2 separate regions of the Homo sapiens genome follow, and region 2 is linked to region 1. Evidence: chromatin loops called from intact Hi-C (ENCODE). Cell type or tissue: PC-3. All regions are shown on one strand.

Region 1 (2,500 bases):
TCCCTTTCTCCTCCAGTGTGGAAAAAAAATCCCTGCGTGACACACATTTTTTTCCATATTGGAAGAGAAAGGGAATGCAGACCCATACTGCCTGTGTGCCACACACCATTTGCAAATTAGTAATAACTGTGATATGCACTCATTCACTGAGGGTGCTTTGGACCTCTCTCCCACTCTCCATGAGTGGATGCTACATTTTTCCATAATCTACTGGATCTGCCATTTCCTAGGGACTTGCCTTTTTCCCACAAAACAGAGTTGAGGCAAAGGAAAAGCCAGCCCAGGTAGAAGAGGCAACAAAGGCAAGGGGTGGGGATCCGCATCATGATTTCAGGGAACAGCAAACGTTCCATGGGACTGGAGCCCTGAGTCTGTGAGGAGAAATGAACAAGTCTACCACAGTCATCCAGAATGAGAGGCAAAATTATGTCACAAAAGGTGTGAGTGGGAAAACTGGGCCCAGCGGCAGATTATTCCAGGAAGGGATTGTGCCTTTGTATGTCTCTGCAATGCTAACCTCAATGCCAGTTCCTCAGAGTGTTACAGACATTTGCCATGCATCTGTTACTCAAGTGCTCTGCTCAGAGAGGGTCAGTCTTAAGCCCCCAGGAGCATCCTGTTGTGAATCGGTTCACACTTCTTTGAGATGGGCAAGAGGGAAATGTGATGTATAGGGAGAAGAGGGGTGGAGGAGAGGTTCATTCCCCTAGAGAAGCTGATGGAGACAACCCAAGCTTTAAATAAATCAACTCTGGTCCTTTAAACAAGAAAAGGGGATTTCATTACTATGTTGGTCAGCTGGAGACAGCCCTGGGGCAGAATATGTAACCTATTAAAGAAACAAAACCTCTTGTAAATGCCCTTAAAGCCAACACAGTTCTGTTTAATTCAAATAAATTCTCTTTATCTCTCTAAAAGGGCTTTCTAAAAACTTCAAGCTTATACTTTAATAAAGTTAAATCATTTATATGTAGAGAAATGCAACATTTCATTGCTATAGTACTTTCTATACCTCAGCCTTTTCTTTAATTTAGTCTTTTAATTCAGACTTGCTGAATTCGAATCAACAGCAGAGAGCAGGAACTTTGGAGTCTTATTTACCTGGGGTTCCTCCCCATCTTTCATCTTGGTGGCTGGTCAAGTTAGCCAGCCTCTTGAAGCCTGTGGTTTCCCCTTCTGTACACTGAGGACAATAACAGGACTCATCCCAATGGGCTTGCATGAGGGTCACATGAGGTGATGTGTATTATGCACTCAATGTGCCCAAGACATTTGTGCACGTATTATTATTAAGAACAAACCACAAAGTGGGGTTTACTTTTTGATAGCTTCTTAGTTCTGAGGTAAGTTTATTTCCTTGCTAATATTCCTTTTATCACATATAAAAGAGGTGTGTCTAAATCTCACTGCATCATTATGAAAACATGGCTCACAGTCGAGTCATGTGGGTGGTAGCCAGACACTGTGTCTTTGTTTGGTCATTTAGTGATGCAACCCTTGAAAAATTCTCTCTCTGATAATTCTGTTGGGAACAGTTTCCAAGCCATTAAAATGTTATTCTTCCAAATCCTCCTGCATCGGCAACGGGAAAAAAGACAAAATGCAGTGTCATTTGGGCTTTGCCTAAAATGAATTGAATCCTCCTCAGCAACAGATAGAGTGTGAAATTGATCATGAATTTTCTGAAGTCAGAGTCGTGACTTGCTGATGACATGTGTCACGAATGCAGGTAGAGGGATATCTCCTTAGCATAATTTTCATGGGTTTGGAACTGGAGGTAACTTCTACAGGTGACTGGAGCAGGAATTTACACCTGCAGGGACCAAGGGAAAAGATTTTTTCAGCAAATGAGTGACTATTGATACTTCAGAAAAAACATTTACCTGAGAGAGTTAAGCATTTTGCAGATATTTATTTACATAGAAGTAGTTGGAAATTAATTACAAATAATCCTTATCTATTTTTAAAGCAGTTCCACTAGGGAGAAAACTTGAAAGTCTCGTACAAGGTTATTCTATGCACAGGATAGAAATTTGGAGCCAAAAGAACAAATTAATCCATCCTCCTAATTTTGCAGATGGGAGAAGGCAGGAAATAGGAACCCTGTCTTGGATCATAGAAGTGGTGGTGACCAATGAGGGCCTAGAACAGGGACAGCAAACAGGCTTCTTCTCTGGCCCTGGCTTAGTGGATTGGAAGGGGTTTCATGGACCCCTGTTAGAAGGATATGCACCAAGGACATGACAGCATAAGGGCAACCATGGGGGGCCATTCCTGGACCACTGTCTAAATTACCTATGTTAACTAACCAACATTTATTATACACCAACTGTATGCTTTATCTAATTTTTTTCAACCATGCATACTCCCCCTAAAGGTATGAATTCATAGTCCAGTATAATCATGGCATATCTTCCTAGAGCTTCAATTTTACTTGGTGGGTAGATAATTTACAATGAAAATTTTCTATGAAAGCAAATGGACTAGAAAGCCAAATTCA
Region 2 (2,500 bases), 79 kb before region 1:
CCAGGAGTCAACTGAGGCAGTGTGCCTGCTGCCCTGGTCAAATAGAGCAGAAAAGAAACGATATGGTGGGAGGGGTTATTCCTCCCCAGCGCCCGTTCTCAGGCTTGACGTTAACAACAAAAAGTCCACTCTGTTGCTGGGTCCAGCCCAAATAATAAGCCCCTCAAATTAGGGATCTGAAAAGACTAGAAGAATCTCCCCAGAAATCCATATGTAAAGTAGATGGTTCAAAAATATGAATATTCTAATACAGGGGAAAAGAAAAAATCTCCTTAGAGTCACTATATCCTAAAAGCAAAAAAATCAGAACCACTCATTTCTACCTCTGAGATTATTTTTGATAACCCCAGGAAATGGCTTCTTCTGTTGCCATCTCAAAGGACAATCACACCATTTTTCAATCCATTATTAAAGAAGAGCCATCAGCCTGCCTTTCCACGAGTAAGCGGGTGGTTTTAAGCTTTGACTGCTTTTATCTCCCTGCAGTTAGCAGGCCCTGTGATCACCAGGAGCATGGACAAAAGCCTCCAGAAGACAAAAGTGCAGGAAAGCTCATTTCTCAGAGATCAGTTCAGAAGTGGTCCAGGTTGGGGGTGGGAGTCTGATGCAAAGGTGTCCCAGCCAAGAGGAACAAGGAGTGAAAACAGATACAGCTCCCTAAAAGTGTGCAGCTAAAATATTCACACAAATTAAATACCAGCCAGGGGCTGAATGGATCAGACCAGTTATACCCCTAATAGTATGCAAACTCTGAAAGTGATCCCTAGAACTCCAAAGTACCTGTCTGCCAAGTCTCACCCACCAAGTAGTTGGACGACCTTAATTTCTTCCATAATCTCCCACACTTCTGTACTTCTACAGTTATATAAAAAATAAAATAGCACAGGTTAAAAGAAAAGTCTCCACTACCAGGAAAAAAAAAAGTTTATTTAAACTTTGAAGGACTGATTACTCAAATGAAAGACAAGGCAAATATGTTCTCCTCACAAGCCATACAATGCCACGTTGGTTTAATAAACTGAGAAACAGACGCGGGGATTACGGAGCAAACGTGCAAAGGCACAGGCTTCCCCTCCAGGGAGCAGGACCAAAATCCCCTGCATTTAGCTCTGAGCTCTGACAGGCTGGCAACCTAACCCTAGATACAAGCTCAAATACATTCTACGATCCCGTAGGTTTCTCTTCCCCTTGCAGTTAAGAGTCGGACAGAATTCCAAGGAAATAGATTCCATTCCTTAAATTATGCCACCTTTAAAGCATTCGGTTTTACCAGATAAACCAATCAAGAATTTCTACAGCTCTAAAATGAAGCTGAAGGCACAATAGATGACTGTGTTCAAGCTGGAGTTTGATTTCTACACATAATATAGCCTGTACCCGGAAAGATCACCAAAATCAAGTTCTGAGCTAACTCTTCGAGTCTGACTCTGCTCTCTTCTCCTACTGGAGGCTGAGTAGACACAGACATAGCTCTTTAAACTGGGTCAGGGCTGCCCTTGGTCCCAGTCCTGGTGGCCATCACCATACAAAGCTCTGGACAAGTAGCTGGCATGAACCTGCCCAGTTCTGGGTTCCTGATCCACAAATGAAAAGCATTTTGAGTGGGCCAACGCTGCCCCAAAAGTGACCAAACAGATAATATGCAATAGATGACTTTAGGGGTACACAACTTTTCTAATTACAGTAAACATAACTACCACATCAAAACTCATGACTTCATGGATATCAAAATTCCTTCCCAAAATAAATGTGTATTTAAATGTAAAAAGTGAGTGAACTAAAAGGAAATATCTAGAATGCTCTGGTAACATGGCATTAACCTTGAAGGCTGGGAGCCCCCAGACCAGGCAATCATCATTCTCCGAGTGTGTGACTGGCAGGCTATACATACCTGACCCACGCCATTTCCCTTTCAGAAGTGGATGTACTTTTGCAAATAAAACACAAGACTAAAATGATCCAAAGCTTAGGTTCTAGTGACAGCTTTGTCACTTGCTGACAGTATGACCTCGGGCATGCCAATTAACCTCCTGAGCCTTGGTTTTCAGACCTGTAAAATGGGGATCAGGAGGTTGTAGAGGGGATTAAAAGCAACAAGGCTTTTGAAAGTGCCTTGTAAACTGTGAAATGCTACAGAAGTATCAGTCGCTACACTTCTCAGTTACAGGAGCAATGCCTGCTGGGCGTGTAACTCTGTCCTCAAATTCCCTCCCTGTAATCTGGGGATTGGCCTGTGTTGCCCTTCTCTTTCAAGTGCTCCCAGTAAAACTCAAATATTACATGCAGTGATCCTAGAGTTTTGATTTTTAAGAGAAAAACCTAGACATCTAGAATCATTCCTGGAAACATAGTTGGTTTTCAGTGCTTTTACTTAAAATACTCTCCTAAAAGACACTTCACCGCTGTCACAGCCAGAAGTCCCACTGCTGTAGAAACTCTTGATTCTAACTCTTTCCTCCTGGAAAGAGAGGAACTCGGGGTCAGCTCGTTAAAATATTGC

The links. Hi-C counts contacts between places; a loop is a spot of excess contacts. Peaks named below come from ENCODE experiments on the same cell type or tissue, not always from the same donor. Only the 100,000 strongest peaks of a DNase experiment are listed, where the experiment ranks them.
Region 2: it touches region 1 in a loop (6-fold over the local background); 5 of 110 quality-filtered maps call a loop at or near these places.

Annotation. Positions count from the first base shown.
Region 1 is chr7:50,868,096-50,870,595 of GRCh38, forward strand. No RefSeq gene overlaps it. Among named protein-coding and RNA genes, the nearest start is that of GRB10, 86 kb to the left of the region's middle. RefSeq lists an enhancer at 1-255. In PC-3, no CTCF peak of the experiment used is centred here; a DNase peak (open chromatin) is centred at 1,446; H3K4me3 peaks cover 733 bases; H3K27ac peaks cover 2,237 bases.
Region 2 is chr7:50,789,500-50,791,999 of GRCh38, forward strand. It overlaps a transcript of GRB10 not described here. Among named protein-coding and RNA genes, the nearest start is that of GRB10, 7.9 kb to the left of the region's middle. In PC-3, no CTCF peak of the experiment used is centred here; no DNase peak of the experiment used is centred here; H3K4me3 peaks cover 1,711 bases.